3 separate regions of the Homo sapiens genome follow, and all the other regions are linked to region 3. Evidence: chromatin loops called from intact Hi-C (ENCODE). Cell type or tissue: heart left ventricle. All regions are shown on one strand. Each heading gives the region's core, and the rest is flanking DNA. Links, peaks and the distances in the headings are about the cores only.

What was found. Peaks named below come from ENCODE experiments on the same cell type or tissue, not always from the same donor. Only the 100,000 strongest peaks of a DNase experiment are listed, where the experiment ranks them.
Region 1: a loop joins it to region 3, with 2.2 times the contacts of the local background. A loop is called at or near these places in 14 of 110 quality-filtered maps.
Region 2: it touches region 3 in a loop (2.7-fold over the local background); 19 of 110 quality-filtered maps call a loop at or near these places.

What each region holds. Positions count from the first base shown.
Region 1 is chr1:10,001,544-10,008,591 of GRCh38, reverse strand. RBP7 (retinol binding protein 7) reads right to left here. Exons shown (of 4, transcript NM_052960.3): 2 at 844-1,022; 3 at 318-419. Among named protein-coding and RNA genes, the nearest start is that of RBP7, 7.8 kb to the right of the region's middle. RefSeq lists a silencer at 1,095-1,295. In heart left ventricle, for the core only: no CTCF peak of the experiment used is centred there; no DNase peak of the experiment used is centred there.
Region 2 is chr1:10,335,298-10,342,345 of GRCh38, reverse strand. KIF1B (kinesin family member 1B) reads right to left here. Exons shown (of 49, transcript NM_001365951.3): 29 at 5,604-5,689; 30 at 5,143-5,272; 31 at 4,813-4,975; 32 at 2,487-2,577; 33 at 178-296. Among named protein-coding and RNA genes, the nearest start is that of PGD, 60 kb to the left of the region's middle. In heart left ventricle, for the core only: a CTCF peak has its summit at 4,097 (motif pointing right); a DNase peak (open chromatin) is centred at 2,345; H3K4me3 peaks cover 283 bases; H3K27ac peaks cover 437 bases.
Region 3 is chr1:9,946,580-9,953,627 of GRCh38, reverse strand. All of the region lies in intron 1 of NMNAT1 (nicotinamide nucleotide adenylyltransferase 1), which reads right to left. It also overlaps the pseudogene RN7SKP269 and the pseudogene TMEM274P. Among named protein-coding and RNA genes, the nearest start is that of NMNAT1, 6.6 kb to the right of the region's middle. In heart left ventricle, for the core only: a CTCF peak has its summit at 3,135 (motif pointing left); a DNase peak (open chromatin) is centred at 3,127; H3K27ac peaks cover 481 bases.

The DNA of each region.
Region 1 (7,048 bases), core at 1,137-6,136, 55 kb before region 3:
GTGCGTGCCTGTAGTCCCAGCTACTCGGGAGGCTGAGGCAGGAGAATCGCTTGGACCCAGGAGGTGGAGGTTGCAGTGAGCCGAGATCGCGCCACTGCACTCCAGCCTGGTGACACAGCGATACTCCATCTCAAAAAAAAAAAAAAAATAGTAGAGATGGGGTTTCACCATGTTGGCCAGGCTAGTCTCCTGACCTCAAGTGATACACCCACCTCGGCCTCCTAAAATGCTGGGATTACAGGTGTGAGCCACCACGCTTGGCCTGATGTTTCCTTTAATACTGTATCATCTCATTAAGAACAAAATGTGGTGGATACCAGGTGGAGTTTGTCTCCTTCGATCCAATGGGTCCAGCCTCTGTTCTTCTTTTCTCCCTTCTGGATACAGGTGAGCCTGTCATTGTCCCAGATAACCAAACTCTGCATGAAGAGAGGAGAAAATGTTAGCTTGTCCTGGCAGGATCCTCAAGTGTTACGAAGTAGAATGCCAAGTTACCCTTGCAAAATCAACAGCCTACTTACTGCTTTTTTTTTTTTTTGAGATGGAGTCCCACTCTGTCACCCAGGCTGGAGTGCAGTGGCACGATCTTGGCTTACTGCAACCAACCTCCACCTCCCGGGTTCAAGTGATTCTCCTGCCTCAGCCTCCTAAGTAGCTGGGATTACAGGCTCCTGCCAGCACGCCCCCCTACTTTTTGAATTTTTTTCTGTAGAGACAGGGTTTTGCCGTGTTGCCCAGGCTGGTCTCAAACTACTGACCTCAGGTGGTCCGCCTGCGTTGGCCTCCCAAAGTGTTAGGATTACAAGCGTAATCCACCGCACCTGGCATTTCTTTACATTTTACCTTGCATTTTCTGTTGTCCAGGCCTCTGTTATCTTCATCAAATTCTTCTCCAACTTTAAATTTCACAAAGTAGTTCCTTAGGCTGCTGTTCGTGTGGATGGTAAAAGAATCCCCATTCTGCTCAATCACTTTCTGTGGCTTCAGCAACTTGGCTATTTTACGAGTGGCAAAGTCAATACCTTAAAAATAATTTTTAAAAATATTTGAACATTCGCTTGAGATACAAAAGTGAAGAATTTGGTAGCTGTTCTCAAAATCACCACATGTAATTGTTAGCATTTCCTGTACGACTTCTATGTTGTTTGCTGCCAAAATCAGATCTACAAGGAATCGTCTTGGCAAACTGCCAACCACAGCCTGATTAAAAAGTTTGCAAATGCCAGGTGCAGTAATTCCAGCACTTTGGGACACAGAAGACAGGAGGATTGTTTGAGCTTAGGAGTTTGAGACCAGCCTGGGCAACATAGCAAGACCCTGTCTCTATAAAAAAATAAAAACTGTAGGCCAGGTGCAGTGGCTCACACCTGTAATCCCAGCACTTTTGGGAGGCTGAGGAGGGCGGATCACCTGAGGTCAGGAGTTTGAGACCAGCCTGATCAACATGTAGAAACCCCATCTCTACTAAAAATACAAAATTAGCCGGGCATGGTGGCACATACCTGTAATCCCAGCTACTTTGGAGGCTGAAGTAGGAGAATTGCTTGAACCCAGGAGGCGGAGGTTGCAGTGAGCCAAGATCACACCACTGCACTCCAGCCTGAGCAACAGAGCGAGACTCCATCTCAAAAAAAAAGAAAGAAAAAGAAAACCAAAGGGACAGGGCTTAGGCCCCCCAACCCAGCCTCAGTCATAACTCTGCCTTTTTCTGCCTTATGTATTTACACTTTGAATTAAGAGAGCATTTGAACAGTTTCTCAACAAGAATGAAAACAAAACTCAAAAACCACTGGATTCATGTATATACCTCTCTCTCTCTCTCTCTCTATATATATATATACACACACACACACACACACACACACGTATATACTTTTTTTTTTCTTTTTTTTTTTCCGAGACACAGTCTCACTCTGTCGCCCAGGTTGGGGAGAGCAGTGGCACGATTTCAGCTCACTGCAACCTCCACTCCCGGGTTCAAGCAATTCTCTTGCCTCAGTCTCCTGAGTAACTGGAATTACAGGCTTGCATCACCACACCCAGCTATATACTACTATGTATTTATAATTTTTTTCTTTTTTTGAGACAGGATCTCATTCTGTCACCCAGGCTGAAGTGCAGTGGTGCAATCATGGCTCACTGTAGCCTCAACCTTTCAGGCTCAAGTGATTCTCCTATCTCAGCCTCTCGAATAGCTGGGACTACAGGCACATGCCACCATGCCTGGAAATGTTTTAAATATTTTTTTGTAGAGATCAAGTCTCACTATGTTGCCCAGGTTGGTCTCGAACTCTTGGGCTCAAGCAATCCTCTCACCTCAGCCTCCCAAAGTGCTGGGATTACAGACATGAGCCACCCTGCTCGGCTAGAATTCTTAAATAAGCTTTAAAGAAGAGTTCCACAGGGAAACATGGAATGCTAAGAAGATGAAGATCAGGGTTTGGAATCCCAGTTCCACTTACTGCCTTTGAGCATATTATGTAGCTAGAAATAAACACCACTATTTTAAATAATGGCCAGGTGACGTCTCAGCGGGGAGCTGAAAGAAGTAAAGAATCAAGCCACACAGATTTCTGGGAAAATAGTTTAAGGCAGAAATCCAGGGAGCCCTGGGACTCTGAGGAAGGGTGTGCCAGTGTGTTTCGGGAACTCTGAGGAGCCTAGTGTATCTGCCGCAGAATCGGGGAGAGGGAGGAGGAAGGAGAGGAGTTAGAGATGAGACGTGATTCTGCCAGCCGTGGTGGCTCATGCCTGTAATCCCAGCACTTTGGGAGGCAGAGGCAGGTGGATCACCTGAGGTCAGGAGTTCAAAACCAGCCTGGGCAACATGGCAAAACCCCATCTCTACTGAAAAACAAAAATTAGCTGGGCATGGTGGTGCACCCCTGTAATCCCAGCTACTCGGGAGACTGTGGCAGGAGAATTGCTTGAACCCAGGAGGTGGAGGCTGCAGTGAGCCGAGATCGTGCGACTGCACTCCAGCCTGGGCAACAGAGCAAGACTCCGTCTCAAAAAAAAAAAAACCCAAACAACAACAACCAAAAATAAAACAATAGTATAAATGTCCTCATCCTAAGAAAAAATTTTTGTAGCCAGGCACAGTGGCTCATACCTGTAATCCCAACACTTCTGGAGGCCAAGGTGGGAGGATCACTTGAGCCCAGGAGTTCAAGACCAGCCTGGACAACATAGCAAGACCCCATTTCTATAAAAAAATAAAAACAGCTGAGGCTGGGCATGGTGGCTCACACCTGGGTCGGGCTGAGGCAGGAGAATCAGTTGAACCCAGGAGGCGGAGGTTGCAGTGAGCTGAGGTCGAGCCACTGCACTGTAGCCTGGGGACGGAGTAAAACTCCATCTCAAAAACAAACAAATGAACAAACAAACAAATATCTCAAAAAAACAGCTGGGCATAGTGGTACATGCCTGTAGTCTCAGCTGCAAATAAAAAAGCTTGTGTGTGTGTGTTTAAATCTAGAACTCCAGTTTTTAGTTTGAGATGCAATATGATCCAGGCTTTACTGGTTTTCAACAATATTTAAATATTTAAGTATTGAGACCAAAACCTTAAAATCACTTCCTATTATTATTATTTTTTTGAGACAGGGTCTCATTCTGTTGCCCAGGCTGGACTGCAGTGGTGCAATCTCGGCTCACTGCAGCCTTTGCTTCCCAGGCTCGAGAGATCTTCCCACCTCAGCCTCCCAAGTAGCTGGGGCTACAGGCATGTGCCACCACACCTGGCTAATTTTTGAATTTTTCTTTGGTAGAGATGAAGTTTCACCATGTTACTCAGGCTCATTTCCTATTATTAATATGACCAAGCCAAACTTACTGCTGACTTTCCTTAAACCCTATTATGTAAGCAAATCAAAACCCAATAACTTTAGACTAACAATGAGTTTAGAGTTACGCTTTTAAAATCTGTGAGGCGCCGGGCACGGTTGCTCATGCCTGTAATCCCAGCACTTCGGGAGGCCGAGGCGGGCAGACCAACGCGACCAGCCTGACCAATATGGAGAAACCCCGTCTCTACTAAAAATACAAAATTAGCCGGGCATGGTGGCGCATGCCTGTAATCCCAGCTACTCCAGAGGCTGAGGCAGGAGAGTCGCTTGAACCTGGGAGGCAGAGGTTGAGGTGAGTTGAGATTGCACCATTGCACTCCAGCCTGGGCAACAAGAGGGAAACTCCATCTCAAAATCAATCAATCCATCAATCTGGCTGGGCGCAGTGGCTCATGCCTTAATCCCAGCACTTTGGGAGGCAGAGGTGGGCGATCACCTGAGGTCGGGAGTTGGAGACCAGCCTGACCAATATGGAGAAACCCCGTCTCTACTAAAAATACAAAATTAGCTGGGCGTGGTGGGGCATGCCTGCAATCCCAGCTACTCAGGAGGCTGAAGCAGGAGAATTGTTTGAACCGGGGAGACGGAAGTTGCGGTGAGCCGAGATCCCGCCATTGCACTCCAGCCTGGGCAACAAGAGCAAAACTCCATCTAAAAAAAAAAAAAAAAAAAAAAAAATTGTGAGGCAGGCCAGGCGTGGTAGTTCACACCTGTAATCCTAACACTTTGGGAGGCTGAGGAGGGCAGATCACCTGAGGTCAGGAGTTCGAGACCAGCCTGGCCAACATGGCAAAACCCCATCTCTACTAAAAATACAAGAATTAGTCAGGCGTGGTGGGGGGTGCCTGTAATCCCAGCTACTCGGGAGGCTTAGGCAGGAGAATCTCTTGAACCCGGGAGGTGGAGGTTGCAGCAAGCTGAAATCTCGCTACTGCACTCCAGCCTAGGTGACAGAGCAAGAATCCATCTCAAAAAATAAATAAATAAAATAAAATATGTGAGGCAATTTGTTGTTAGCAAATTTACAATTTGCACTACTCATGTAGGGCAGGTGAGCCCCAGAGCGGGGATTAGCCTGCAGAGGTTCTTGGCTTTGCCCAGGAAAGAATTCAAGGGCAAGCCAGAGGGAGAAGAAAACAGCTTTATTGAAGAAGCAGTGTCACAGCTCTGTGACTGCTCCCGCAGAAAAGAGCTACCCCATAGGCAGAAAGTAGCAGCTCAGGGCAGTTTTGTAGTCATATTTATACCCACTTCTAGTTACATGCAGAGTAAGGGGTGGTTTTTTTGTTTTTGTTTGTTTGTTTGTTTGTTTATTCAGACAGAGTTTTGCTCTTGTCACCCAGGCTGGAGTGCAATGGCAGCACGATCTTGGCTCACTGCAACCTCTGCCTCCGGATTCAAATGATTCTCCTGCCTCAGTCTCCTGAGTAGCTGAGACTACAGGTGCCCACCACCACGCCCAGCTAATTTTTGTATTTTTGGTAGAGATGGGTTTCACCATGTTGGCCAGGCTGGTCTCGAACTCCTGACCTCAGGTGATCCACCCACCTCAGCCTCCCAAAGTGCTGGGATTACAGGCGTGAGCCACCATGCCCGGCTAACGGGTGGTTTATGCAGACATTTCTAGGGAAGGGGTAGTAACTTTTGGGTCCTCTGGTCATTGCCATGGAAAGGGGTGCTAACTCCAGGTGTTGCCATGGCAATGGTAAACTGATATGGCACACTGTTTTATGTGTTTTATGAAAAGCTGCTTCCATCCTATCCCTGTTTTAGTTAGTCCTCAGTTTGGTCCGCTGTCCCAAGCCCCGCTTCTGGCTTCTGGAGTTGAGCCCTGCCTCCTACCTCACTACCATGTTGCAACATTGTCACTTCACAGATTTGCAGTTACAAGGCTGGCCTCTTTAAATACCAAAATTTACTTTGAATTAGCATAAGTTCTGGGCCAGGTCCAGTGGCTCAGGCCTGTAATTCCAGCACTTTGGGAAGCCGAGGCAGGCAGATCACTTGAGGCCAGGAGTTCAAGACCAGCCTGGCCAACATGGTGAAACCGCATCTCTACCAAAAAATAAAATAAAAATTAGCTGGGCATGGTGGTGTGCACCTGCAGTCCTGGCTGCTGGGGAGGCTGAGGTGGGAGGATCGCTTGAGCCTAGAAGGAGGAGGTTGCAATGAGCCAAGATGGTGCCACTACACTCCAGCCTGGGCAACAGAGTGAGATCCTATCTCAAAAAATAAAAATAAAATAAAATGAATAAATTAGCATAAGTTCTGGTCACTTTCTGCCAGGTCCACACTTACTAGAACCTCAACAGTCCAACAGTCCAAAAGGCCATATTCCTCATAAGGCTGTTACCCAGGTCAAGCCATGCTTTTTCATCTACTAGATTATGTTAAATAGAAAATAAGACATTCGAGTAGGAGGGAACAGCCTGATGCACGTGCTATTACAAATGTGTGAGCATATACACCTGAAGGTAGGATCTCAAAGGAGTCCACACAAACGTACATTTATCTAAGCTTCAGATGTTTATATTAACCTTCAATCTCAAAGCCACTTCTAATCTCAAGGCAATGTGGGTTGAAGGCAAGAAGGGATCCCTTTAAATCCCAGTGTAGGGCCAGATGTGGTGGCTCATGCCTGTAATCCCAGCACTTTAGGAGGCCGAGGCAGGCAGGTCACCTGAGCTCAGGAGTTCGAGACCAGCCTGGCCAACGTGGTGAAACCCTGTCTGTACTAAAAATATAAAATTAACGGGGTGTGGGGGCGTGTGCCTGTAATCCCAGCTACTTGGGAGGCTGAGGCAGGAGAATTGCTTGAACCCGGGAGACGGAGTTGCAGTGAGCCAAGATCCGTGCCACTGCACTCCAGACTGGGCAACAAAGGGAGACTCTGTCTCAAAAATAAATAAATAAATAAATAAATAAATAAATAAACTAATTAAATTAAATAAATATATCCCAGTGTACACAGTAATCTGGGACAAGTTAGTAACACCACCACCTTCTTGGGTTCATAACAGGACTAAAGGCGAGGACTTGCACAAGTTAGTCAATATCTGTGGGCATTAACATGGGGCTTCTCCATTTCTGAAGCACGCACCTTCAGTGTCCTTGGCTGCTGTGGGGGTACACCAGGAACTCCCAAATCCCAGGTTAGCTCCAAATATTAAAACCCAAGCAAGGCAGAGGCAGGAGGATTG
Region 2 (7,048 bases), core at 1,167-6,166, 390 kb before region 3:
TAAAATCAGTGATTAGGTGGCTATAAGATGATAGTGAAGTTTCTAAAGAGGAAACAGGGTAATATAGAATACTTATTTAGTTATCTTAATCCCTCAAAAGATTTCTTCCTTTCCAGCAATTGAGAAACTAAAAATCAAAACAATACCATCAAAAATGTTTGCTTATCTGGTCCAAACCTGTTAAGCTCCTGTCCTTGCAGATGAAGTGGGTGCTGCTGATAATGCCCAAAGACTTCAAATACAATAGGCTTGGTTTTGATGTAATCCACAAATGATTCAGTGATCTCCACTGCAATCTAAAGCCAAGCAAGATTAGGAAAAGATTACAAGAAAATACACATTTTTGCTTCAATCAGAACTTTAGTACGTATTTTGGGTTTTTTTTTTTTTTTTTGAGGCAAGGTCTTGCTCTGTAGCACGCAAACAAGGCTCATGCGGCCTCACCCTCCCGGGCTCAAGCAATCCTCCTGCCTCAGCCTCCGGAGTAGCTAGGACTACAGACATGCACCACCATGCCTGGCTAATTTAAAACAATTTTTTGTAGAGACAGTATCTCACTATGTTTCCCAGACTGGTCTTGAACTCATGTGCTGAACTGATCCTTCTGCCTCAGCTCCCAAAGTGCTGGATTACAGGCATGAGCCACTATGCCTGGCCCAATTTTACTGCTGCTGAGTGTCCAGTATCTGCTGGGTATTTTACTATGCAGGACTCTTGCAACAAAAAACAGGGGATCCCCTATGTTGTTTTTAATTCTAAAGTAACTTTTCCCAGCTTCAGGTATTCAAGATCTTCCATACTTTGCCTCAACTGATCTTGGCCCCTGTTGTCCTTCCCACACTTACTATTCTGGCTCACTCACTCACCTGCTGCTCCTTTCACCTGCTCTCTCCTCAGCTGTGCCAAGGACTGGCCCAGGCTGCAACCCTGCCTGGAAGGCCCTTCCAGCACATCCATGCATGTACTGACTATGGCCTATGTGCCAGGCACAATGCCAAGTTTGACACACCTTTTCTTGCTTATACTACATCCTTCAGGGAGCTTCCTATCCCCTTTCTCCACCCAACTATCCTCCCCAACAAAAAGTAACTTAAAATAGCTTTCCATTAATAGAAATAACTTTCCCTTTCTCCACTCCCACTGCATTTAGTGAATATTTTCTCATGTTCATCTTTGCATGACTGGTGTTTATGTATGCATTTTATTTCCCCTATCGTAATTCGAAGCTCACTGGGAGCATCTGAGATTCATCTGCATTCCCCAGTTGTCAGGCACAATCCTTGTGCACAGCAGCTGATCAAAGTTTATCAGATACATGCTTGCTTATATTTATACCAACATGAAAAAGAAGATGGCATATTTTGTGTTTGCTTGTTCCATCTTTGAAGTTCTCCTTTCCTCTCTTACTTTAGAGAGCAGACATGGTTAGCAAGAGAATGAGAGACAGTTTCATGTAGTAGTGAATATCCTGAATACCAGAGCTAAATTTCTCTGAGCTTAAGTCCTATCTCTGCCTCTTGTAACACTGATGAGTAACTTTATTTTTATTATTACTTTTTTATTTTTTTTGAGATGGGAGTCTCGCTTTCTTGCCCAGGCTGGAGTGCAGTGGCACAATCTCAACTCACTGCAACCCCCCCATCCTGGGTTCAAGCAATTCTCGTGTCTCAGATGGGATTTCACCATGTTGGCCAGGCTGGTCACAAACTCCTGACCTCAAGTGATCCACCTGCCTCGGCCTCCCAGAGTGCCGGGACAGGTATGAGCCACTGCGCCCAGCCTGATGAGTGACTTTAATTGCTCTATGCTTCAGTCATCTCAGCTAACACAGGGATTATCTTAATCTATGGTATAAAGGTAAAGATTAAATTACACAAAAACTCTCAGAACAGTGACTAACACAAAATAAACTCTCAGTGAATATTAGCTATTGTGATGAGGATAATGACTTTGGAATAGAGTTTGAATGAAATTTCACGTAAGAGAGGGAAGGGTCTGTTTTCTTACTCCACGTAGGAATACAGTTGTAAAGGGCATTAATGTGTTAATTATACTATCAGTTGCAAGGAAAACAGATCTAAATCTTAATTTAGCTACAGAAGGTATTTGATATTTTTTATGTTATTTGCAATCGAGCAACATAAGTATCTTAGGGTTTAAAGGACAATGCATTCACTTTAATAAAACTCTTATTAAGCATGCTTATTTTTCTAGGACAGAAACACTAAAACAACTCATTGCATTCAAACTGATGGAAGATTTTATTGGCAGACGAACCCACATTCACTAGGCCCACTGTAACACAGACAAGAAGGCTTGCTGCTCAGGCCGCTGTGGATGACCTCACCACTCTAGCCACGCCCTCTATTGTCTACTCTCCCCCTGCACAGCCAGTGACTTGTACCTCTTCTTATCACCCTTCCCGGGCTGAGAAAGCCAAGGTACCAGAAAAACATATGTTTGGCAAAAAGGTCCATGTCACTTACATTCTGCACATGATAAAAGGCCAGGGGACTTCCTCTGCCATTGTTTTTGAGGGGCTCCGTGGAGAATGCTTCATCATGGCGATGCAAAAAGCTTCATAAAAAAAATAAAAAGACTCGTGAACAATGCATTAAACGGTTTTATCAGAATCTCTTTCAAGAGCCCAATGTGGATCCTACAGAAAGAAGCATTCCACTTAAGCAGATTCTTTAAGTTATTTACTTTCCTTGTCAAGAACCTTTTCCATATTGCACAGAGGGCATTTTAGATTTTATTTCAAAAATGACTGAAAAATTAACTGACCCTGATCACTTAGCTATATGGAGGTATATGCAAGAATGCTTTAGAGAGAGTGAAGAAGTACATTCAATTAACTCCTCTTCCTTTGTAAAAGCTTTTTACTAAAAATAAAAACAATGTCATTTTGTACAGACAAAATTTAGCAGACTCAAGCTTCCACAGTTAGTGCGAGAGCCTGTGGATGGCATAGTTACATAAGAGTCTGTTGTGGATTCAAATGTCACCTCTTCCAGGCAGTCTTTCCTGACTTACCCTGGCAGCTTTGTGTTCCCACATTACTAGTAATGTTTTTTTCCTTAATAGCAATGATTTCACTGTAATAATGTATTTATATGCCTCTCTCCCCCAGACAGCAAGCGTTTTCCCACAGGTCTCGACACACAGAAGATACTCTGGAAAGATTTGTTAAAACAATGGGCTATATTTAGTTATTTTCACAGATAGTGAGATGTTATCGTTCTCTCTCTCTCTCTCCCTATTATTAGTCTGAAATAAAAAGAACTGCACAGTTAAAGAGGACCCAACACAAAGATTTACTGCCAGATAGAAAAATCCATCAGAAGGACACCCCTTCCATCAAGAAAAAATGGAGAAAAAGAAACTATTTTCAACTGGGGGGACAGACAGACTGGTAATATGAACTTGTTGTCTTCCAAATTAGTTCACCCGTCTGAGAACACTAGCATGCTTTTGCCAAGTGCTCCAAATCCCTGATTCCTGTATTGCTGGCACCGCAGCATTCCTGGGGTTCCCTGACGACAGGTGAACTCATTCACAGTGCTCTGCAGCCATACCTTCCCGGCACAGGCCAGAGGAGCGACTATAAAAACACAGGACGCCTTTGAGGCTGCTTTCAACAGAAGCAACATGCCCTTTTCCCCAGAGCTAACACCAGGTAGAGATGCTGCTCTTTTTAGGAGATTGTAGGACAAAGGTCAACTCACTATTATTGTCACTTCAGACATCAGTTAACCAAATAGATGTTTTCCATAAAACGTATCAGTTGCCTGATTAGAATAATAGCAACAGTTCCAAAAAACAGATTCATCTGGTGAACACTATCCTGCCCTAAGTTTGAGGGTATGAGTGAAAACACATTAAATAGGTGAAATCAATGCTCAATGGGTAATATTCCAACAACTATGACTTGTAGCAAATGATATTAGTGGCTTACTATATAGTGATCACATTTAATTTAAATCACATTTGACTCAATTTTCTGTGATAAAACCTATACAAAAGCTTTATAAACTGCACTAGGACCCATGGGACGGCCAAGGCACATTCTGAGGGGAGAGGGATGGCAGAACCCAAAGCAGCCTCTTGGTGGCACCAGTGGCAAACTGAGGGCGGTAGGTATGGAGGGGTCACACTTCAGTCTCTTGTACTGTGGCCCTTTCCAAGTACTGAAAAGACAAATTGAAGTTTGGAGGTATTAAAACTGAAGATTCACAAAAAAATGTTTTCCTGGGGCAGTCTTGAGAAGAAAGCATCCAGAGCACAGGGTTTGAGAGGGCCGCGGGAAAGAGCAAGTCCTATGTAGATGAGAAATGAGAGGTATCACATCTTCCCTACATACTAGCTTTTTTCAGTTGATGTAGAATTTATCCTTCTTTACATTGTTTAAATTTTCCTTTTCCCGAGTATTAAATAGGCGTAATTGCTAGCTAGATAAGTCATTGCTTTCAGGCTTATTAATAAGACATTTCAACATGAAGAGGACTAGAAAGACTCATCAACAGGCTTATGTGATCAGACCCTACATTCCTGGTAAAGGGGGACCGCTCACAGCAGAGCCCTGCAGCAGGATGTGCAGCATGCTCCTCCTGCCAGGGAACCCTGTTGCATTCCAGGACAGGTTTCTGGTTCTCACTCCCATAGGAGTGATGAAAGTATTTTCCTTCAGAGACTGATCAGTCTTTGTCTCAAGAGTGTTAATCCCTCACACATGTAAAGCACTCTACAGTGCACAAGAGATGTCACCTCGGTTAGCAGCTAGCTGGGAGGCAGAGCAAAGGGGCAGCTTACTTGAACTGACAGAAGATATCTGCATACTCTGGGAGGATTCCACTGGCCTGCAACACTGTTACTCGGAAAGTGAAGGCACTGCCCAGTTTCAGGTGGTTGCCAATCTCTTCAGAAAACCCTTCCATTACCATCTTACCATCCAGCAAAGTGCTTGACTTCAAATCTAAAGAGGGTCAAATGAAGACACAGATGGTTCAAATAATGCAAAGAGGAGGGAGTTGGGCATGCTTTCCATTCCTAGTTGATGAAGGCCACTATGTCCCTTGATAATGGTCAATATTTTCCCTTTGTCGAAAATGTCCCCAAGCACAGTAAACTATGTCTACATACCCAAGTCATTAATTCGACTGATTTCTTCTGGAGGAGTGATGACCTCAGAACTCTGACCCTGTCCTTCCACAATCCTCAACTCCTCCAAGGACAGACCAGAACGAGTCATTGCAACAGACGAAAAGTCACTCTGAAAAAAAGGCAGGGGCAGATACATGGTAAAGTAGTATAAAAACGTATTTTTCCCCAGTTGCCTTACTTCTGTTTATCTGTCCAACAAATAATAGTGACTGGAAAATTATATGGACTGAGGGCTGTCTGAGGAAAGGCAATGAATAAAATATGAATATTGAGTCTATACACCTTTACCTTCATAATTGTTAGACATGTCCCATATTCTATTGAACTACTCTGTGGCAACCAGCACCCTGTATTTTTCAGTTTTACAGGAGAACTGATCTCCAATGCTGAACATTCTTTCTCTTTCCACAGGGTTTTCCTTCTTCCTGACGGTTTCTCACCTGATTAAAGTATTCATTATCAAAAGATATTTTAGCTGTTCCTGACTGTCGAATTCCAGAGCCATAATCAGGAGCTTCTTCATCCGCTAAAGCAGAAAAAAAAATTAGCAAGAATTGAGTGAGACTACACAGGGGGAGGGAGGGAAAAAGCTCTTGCTGGATTATAAACTCAAGTCTTTGGCATGAGAGAATGATACCAAAGTAGTAACACGGCATGGGCTGCTTCGCACTCTATTCATGTAGATTTATCAACTTCCTCAGCTCAAATGAGACTAGTCAATAAAGAATCGGTTTCAGGCCGGGTGCGGTGGCTCACGCCTGTCATCCCAGCACTTTGAGGGGCTGAGGTGGGCAGATCACGAGGTCAGGAGTTCGAGACCAGCCTGACCAACATGGTGAAACCCCGTCTCTACTAAAAATACAAAAATTAGCCGGGCGTGGTGGCGGGCACCTGTAATCCCAGCTACTCAGGAGGCTGAGGCAGGAGAATTGCTTGAACCCGGGAGGCGGAGGTTGCAGTGAGCCGAGATTGCACCACTGCACTCCAGCCTGGGCAACAGAGCGAGACTCCGTCTCAAAAAAAAAGAATCAGTTTTATTCTTGAGATTGTTCAAATGTCATACCTAGAAATCCTGACTGTCTCCATGCTGGCAAGATAATAGTCAATAATACCCAACAAGTATTTGAAAATATTATATTGTACTTGTGGAGGAGACTTCCATATACTCAACACTGGTGATTGTGTCACAAGTTTCCATAGGGGAAAGGCTGAAAGGTCACTGGACACAGCCCAGCATTTGGGAATTAAGACAGAAAGATTACAGCAAATGACCACATTCTTTCCTCAGAACATAGGCTGGATCATGGAAAAATGGAAAATACCAAAATCTTTTTTTTTTTTCAATTGTTTTTTAAGAGATGGGGTCTCACTATGTTGCCCAGGTTGGCCTCAAACTCCTGGGCTCAAGCAATCCTGCCTCAGCCTCCCAAGTAGCTGGGACTACAGGCACGAGCCACCACAATCAGCTTATATCAGCTTGACCCGTGCATTACAAAACAACAGCCAAACAAATGTCTATTACAAGTACTCTGAGAAAAAAACAAACAAACAAAAAAACAACAACTAAGCAAGACAAAGGCCTAACAATCCTTTGTTAATAATGAAGCAGTTAAGATATATTATTTAGGCCAGGCTGGGTGCAGTGGCTGACGCCTGTAATCCAGCACTTTGGGAGGCCGAGGTGGGCAGATCATCTGAGGTCAGGAGTTTCAGACCAGCCTGGCCAAAATGGTGAAACTTCGTTTCTACTAAAAATATAAAAATTACCTGGGTGTGATGGTGGGCACCTGTAATCCCATTTACTAGGGAGGCTGAGGCATGAGAATCGCTTGAACCCAGGAAGCAGAGATTGCAGTGAGTTGAGATTGTGCCACTGCGCTCCAGC
Region 3 (7,048 bases), core at 822-5,821:
CTCTACTAAAAATACAAAAATTAGCTGAGCGTGGTGGCACACGCCTGTAGTCCCAGCTACTTGGGAGGCTGAGGCAGGAGAATCACTTGAACCCGGGAGGCAGAGGTTGCAGTCAGCCGAGATCATGCCACTGCATTCTAGCCTGGCAACAGAGTGAGACTCCGTCTCAAAAAAAAAAACAAAATTAGCTGGGTGTGGTGGTGCAGGCCTGTAATCCCAGCTACTCAGGAGGCTGGAGCAGGAGAATCACTTGAGCCTGGGAGGCAGAGGATGCAGTGAGCTGAGATGGCGCCACTGTACTCCAGCCTGGCAACAGAGCAAGACTCCGTCTCAAAAAAAAAAAAAAAAAGCCCGCGCACAGTGGCTCACACCTGTAATCCCATTTTGGGAGGCTGAGGTGGGTGGATCACAAGGACAGGAGATCGAGACCATCCTGGATAATGCAGTGAAACCCCGTCTCTACTAAAAATACAAAAAAAATTAGCCAGGCGTGGTGGCGGGCACCTGTAGTTCCAGCTACTCGGGAGGCTGAGGCCGGAGAATTGCTTGAACCTAGGAGGCAGAGGTTGCAGTGAGTCAAGATCACGTCACTGCACTTCCACCTGGGCGACAGAGCAAGACTCCGTCTCAAAAAAAAAAAACATGCATACAATCTATATCAAAGGAAAAATTAGTTTGCCCAGACTGGACATTTCTGTTCCACAGCAGGAAGGGAAGGAAACAAATTGCATTTAGGTTTGCATTCAAGAATCTGTTTCTAGCCGAGCGTGGTGGCTCAAATATGTTTCTAGCCGAGCGTGGTGGCTCACGCCTATAATCCCAGCACTTTGGGAGGCCAAGGTGGGCAGATCACCTGAGGTCAGGAGTTCGAGACCAGCCTGGCCAACATGGTGAAACCCTGTCTCTACTAAAAATACAAAAAATTACCCAGAAGTGGTGGTGCACACCTATAATCCCACCTACTAGGGAGGCTGAGGCAGGAGAATCACTTGAACCCAGGAGGCAGAGGTCACCGTGAGCTGAGATTGTGCCACTGCACTCCAGCCTGGGTGACAGAGTGAGACTCTGTCTTAAGAAAAAAAAACAAAAAAACAAAGAATATGTTTCTTTCTGAGATGATTAAACCTAAAAACTGATGCTGTTCCTCTGTCTTTTTAGGTTTTACTGTGCAGTTTGTTCAGATGGAGCCATTGCCACGGGCACTGAAGTGGATGTCTTCTGCATTTGGTGTGGGATCCTTCAGTTAAGGAGTCTGCACTATGGTGTTAACAGTTTTGGCAACAGACTGTGTATGTTTTTAAACAATGAATTTCTTTTTTTTTCTTTGAGACAGAGTCTCACTCTGTCACCCCAGCTGGAGTGCAGTGGCGCAATCTGTGCTTACTGCAAGCTCCGCCTCCCAGGTTCACGCCATTCTCCCGCCTCAGCCTCCCGAGTAGCTAGGACTACAGGTGCCCGCCACCATGCCCGGCTAATTTTTTGTATTTTTTTTTAGTAGAGATGGGGTTTCACTGTGTTAGCCAGGATGGTCTGGATCTCCCGACCTCGTGATCCACCCACCTCGGCCTCCCAAAGTGCTGGGATTACAGGCGTGAGCCATAAACAAAGAATTTCTAAAGGCTTATCTTAATCTGAAAGTTTGGCTGTAAATAATATGTCTTCAATATTTATTTTCTACTGACACCAAAAGAAGAGATATGTGGAGATGGAATACCTGATTAGGCACATGTCACAGTTAAAACATTTCACTGGGGAAAGTTTAAAAATTCTACAAGAGATTTTTGTTTTTGTAGGTGAATTCTACTTTACTAGAGCTTCGAAAAGTAGTTAAGATATTAATCAACAGTGAAACAGGCCGGGCACAGTGGCTCACGCCTCTAATCCCAGTACTTTGGAAGGCTGAGGCAGGCAGATCGATTGAGCCCAGGAGATGAAGACCAGCATAGGCAATGTGGAGAAACCCCATCTCTACAAAAATTACAAAAATTAGCTGGACCTGGTGGCACGTGCCTGTAGTCCCAGCTACTTGGGAGGCTGAGGCAGGAGGATCCCGTGAACCCAGGAAGTCAAGGCTCCAGTGAGCCATGCTCACACCACTGCACTTTGGCCTGGATGACAAAGCAACATCTTGCCTCAAAACAAACAAACAACAACAACAACAACAAAAAAAAACTGAAGCTGTTGGATTGGGTTTGGCACAGTATACAGCAAGACTTCTATTTCTTGCTAAATTGGCACCTTCATTTAAATCCTTGTGGCAAAACATTTTTAACACATTCTGATTAAAAGACAAAGTATTCCTCATAGCACCTTTTCTCTCTCAAATGTAGGAAACAACAACCCCTGAACTTTACTACTTGTCTGTGCTCCTGTCGGTGAGCAGCTTAACTTCTACAGGTAAGCAAGAAAACTTCCCAAGTAACCAATCCTTGTCAAAGGCTTACCAGTCCTTCGAGGCAAGTAACTACTCAACCAGCACTGTGACTGTGATGTTGCAAGGAGAATATTAAGCTCTAGTTCCTCTTTTTTTTTTTTTTTTGAAACAGAGTCTCACTTTGTTGCTTAAGCTGGAGTGCAGTGGCGTGATCTTGGCTCACTGCAACCTCCTCCTCCTGGATTAAAGCAATTCTTCTGCCTCAGCCTCCCCAGTAGCTGGAATTAAAGGTGTGTGCCACTATGCCTGGATAATTTTGGTATTTTTAGTAGAGATGGGGTTTCGCCATGTTGGCCAGGCTAGTCTTGAACTCCTGACCTCAACTGATCCACCCGTCTCAGCCTCCCAAAGTGCTGGGATTATAGCTGTGAACCACTGTGCCCACACCCTAGTTCCTCTTAAAGCAAGAGATCCAAGAAGCTAAGAAGTATGAAAAGCAAAGCAAAGAAAACGGGGGGAGGGGAGGGTTAGGATGGCATATGAAAAGCCATCCTTCTCACGTTACTTCCACTGCATTTAATGAGATCCTATTCTTTATCCTGTAGTGCTTTTGTCAGGCCTGGGGCTGATCTGGCGGGCCAGGGTGACCTGTCGAAGGCCAGATGCTAACCCAACAGTCTGAGCCATCTGGGTCCTGTTTTTCCTGTCTGAGATACTCGTCTCTACCAGGCTGGGCCTGTCCCAGCAGCACTGCCACCTATCGGCCATCACACGACCATCTCCTATCCTGCTATTTCAGCTGAACAGCAGGGCCAATAACAGGAAGCATGTCAAAATCAGTCATTTAGTAGAAAACTGCATTATGCCAGGCGTGGTGGTTCATGCCTATAATCTCAACACTTTGGGAGGCCAAGGCGGGCGGATCACTTGAGGTCAGGAGTTCGAGATCAGCCTGACCAACATGTCAAAACCCTGTCACTACTAAAAATACAAAAATTAGCCGGGCATGGTTGCAGGTGCCTGTAATCCCACCTACTTGGGAGGCTGAGGCAGGAGAATCACTTGAACCCGGGAGGCAGAGGTTGTAGTGAGCCGAGATTGCGTCACTGCCCTCCAGCCTGGGTGACAGAGCGAGACTCTGTCTCAAAAGAAAGAAAAAGAAAGCTGCATTTAAGTATTAATGAGCACTCACTGACAATGGATAAAAAGAAACAGTTCCGCTGAAATCACAGGACTGACATCATAACCCAATTCACCCCAAATAAAGATCTCCTATCAAATACTTTCACAATGATTATTGTGATTTTCTAAACCTCATTTTTTGTTCAATGAAGTTAAGTGGCATCAGCTGGGAGACTGCTATAGAAATAAGTGCTGAAAAAGAGGAAGGAAAATAGAAATCTTAGTAATGAACAAAGGTTTAGTTTCAAAAGACCCCAGTAATTCAGATTGTGTATTTAAACAAGGTCAATTTATTGCTTCTTTAAGAATGTAGTGGGGCCGGACACGGTGGCTCATGCCTGTAATCCCAGCACTTTGAGAGGCCGAGGTGGGCGAATCACTTGAAGTCAGGAGTTTGAGACTAGCCTTGCCAACATGGTGAAACTCCGTCTCCACTAAAAAAAACAAAAAAATTATATATATACACATACATATATATATATACACACACAAAAATTAGCTGGGCCTCTTGGTGTGTACCTATAATCCTAGCTACTCGGGAGGCTGAGGCAGGAGAATCGCTTGAACCCAGGAGGTGGAGGTTGCAGTGAGCAAAGATTGCACCACTGCACTCCAGCCTGGGTGACAGAGTGAAACTCCATCTCAAAAAAAAAAAAAAAAAGCAGTGGAAGATTTTAGAGTAAAAATAACCACAACCTCCCCCTTATAGATTATAACAATCTTCTGCATCATGACAGCTAATTGTTTTCTAGAGAAAATAGCTAAGTGACCTGCATTGTGTTTTGTCTTTCTCTTTTTTTTTTTTGAGACAGAGTCCTGGTCTGTTGCCCAGGCCGGAGTGCAGTGGTGTGATTTCGGCTCGCTGAAATCTCCGCCTCCAGGGTTCAAGCGATTCTGCCTCAGCCTCCCACGTAGCTGGGATTACAGGTGCCTGCCACCATGCCCGGCTAATTTTTGTATTTTTAGTAGAGATGGGGTTTCACTATGTTGGTCAGGCTGCTCTTGAACACCTGACGTCAGGTGATCCACCTGCCTCGGCCTCCCAAAGTGCTGGGATTACAGGCGTGAGCCACCATGGCCAGCCGTGTTTTGTCTTTTTACTTCAGTGTATATTTAACAATTCCGGGCCAGACACAGTGGCTGACGCCTGTAATCCCAGCATTTTGGGAGGCCAGGTGGGTGAATCACCTGAGGTCAGGAGTTCGAGACCAGCCTGGCCAACATGGTGAAACCCCGTCTCTACTAAAAATACAAAAAATTAGCCAGGCATGGTGGCGGGTGCCTGTACCAGCTACTTAGGAGGCTGAGGCAGGAGAATCACATGAACCCAGGAGGCGGAGGTTGCAGTGAGCTGAGATGGGGCCATTGCACTCCAGCCTAGGCAACAAGAGTAAAACTCTGTCTCAAAAAAAAAAAAAAATTCTGAAGTATTTTTGTTAGGGACTAGTTACTCACAAATGGTCCCAATGTCATTAAGGACTGGATACCACTTCATTTTGAGACAGGGTCTCGCTCTATCACCCAGGCTGGAATACAATGGCACAGTCACTGCAACCTCCACCTCCCGGACTCAAGCCATCCTCCCACCTCAGCCCTTACCCCAAGTAGCTGGGACTACAGGTATGCCCCACCAGACCTGGCTACTCTTTTGTATTTTTTTGTAGAGATAAGGTTTCACTATATTGCCCAGACTGGTCTCGAACTCCTGGGCTCAAGCAATCCGCCCACCTTAACCTCCCAAAGTGTTGGGATTACGAGCATGAGCCACCTCACCTGGCCGACAACTCCATTTCTTGAGAAAAAGAACAGTACTAATGGGCAAGAAGAACGTATTCAGTATAAAATCTCCCAAAGTATCTCTGACAGGCACAGCACCTGAACACATGGAAATGACTGTTCATCTGTTCTCATCTGGAGAGGTTACCTAATATATACCCACTATCCCTTGACGCCACCAACATTTTCGGACCACCTTCCACATCCCAGACACAGCACTAAGTTAGGAATTAGAAATGCGAGCAATCACACAATAAGAATGAAATTCCTTTGAAGTAATTATATTACCATGATTAACAGAAATTATTTAGAAACAACACATTCTCTAGACCTCATCAACCACTGCAGGGCTTTGAGCAGAGGAGTGACATGATCTGACATATTTTTAAGGATCTCTCTAGCAGTTGAAGCTGAAAACAGAATGTAGGGAGAGGCAAGGGTACAAGTGAAGACATAAGATGGGAGGCTACTGCAATAATCCAGGTGACAGGTGATGCTGACCTGGCCCTGATGGTGGTAGCAAAGTGATAAGATGTCACTCAATTCTGGGTGTATTTGGAACATACAGCCAATGTGATTTGCAATGGATGGGATGTGGGCTGTGAAAGAAAGAAAAGTCAAGCATGACTCCAAAAGTTTTTGGCCTAAGCAGCTAAAAGAACAGTATTACCTTTAATTGAGAAGAGAATGATAGTGAAGCATGATGGCGTGTGCCTGTAATCCTAGCTACCTGGGACCTTGAGAGCTTGTTTGGAGGTTCTAGCAGGGGAACGCAGCTACTTATATACCCTTGACCGAAGATTAGTCCTCCTCTATTGGGGATGGTCGTTCTCTTCGACTTGAGTGTGCAGCTTCGGGAGGGATATACATGGAGCAGTGAGGGAGGAAGGAGACACCGGCCTAGCCAGCCAGATCAGCCGGATCAACCCTGGTGATCAACGGGGTGAGAGATGTCACAGCCAGGTTGCCCTCACATCCTACTTGGGAGGCGGAGGTGGGAGGATCACCTAAGTCTAGGAGTTCAAGGCTGCAGTGAACCATGATCACGCCATTGCACTCCAGCCTGGGCGACACAGCAAGACCCTGTCTCCAAAAAAAAGAGAAGAGAAAGATGTCTATGGAGTAGGCTTGAGGGGACTATCAGGAGTTCAGTTTACAGAGAAGTGAAGTTTGAGACATCTATTATATATCCAAGTGGTGACAATAAGTAGGCAAGTGGAGAACAAAGCCAAGTTCAGGGGAGAGGTACAGACATACAACAGACTAGAGATTTGGATGTATCTGCATATAGATGGTGTATTTGTCTGCTTGGGCTGTCATACTAAAATACCACAGACTGGGTGACTTAAACAACAGAAATTTACTTTGTCACCATTCTGGAGACTAGAAGCCCAAGATCAAGGTTTTGGCCAATTTGGTCTCTGGTGGCAGCTCTGTTCCTGTCTTGTACATGGCCACCTTCTTGCTAGTCCTCACATAATCTTTCTTCAGTATGTAAGGGTAAGGGGCAAGCTCTCCATTCACTCTTCTGATAAGGACACTAGTCCTATCGGATCAGGGCCCCACACTTATGACCTCATTTAACCTTAATTATTTCCTTACTCCAAATACAACCACACCTAGAGTGACATCTTTGATTCTAAAAGTTCATGTTCTCACCCATTATGCAAGACTTACAATGGTACAAGCTATTTAAGGCAGACATTTAAAAGAGGC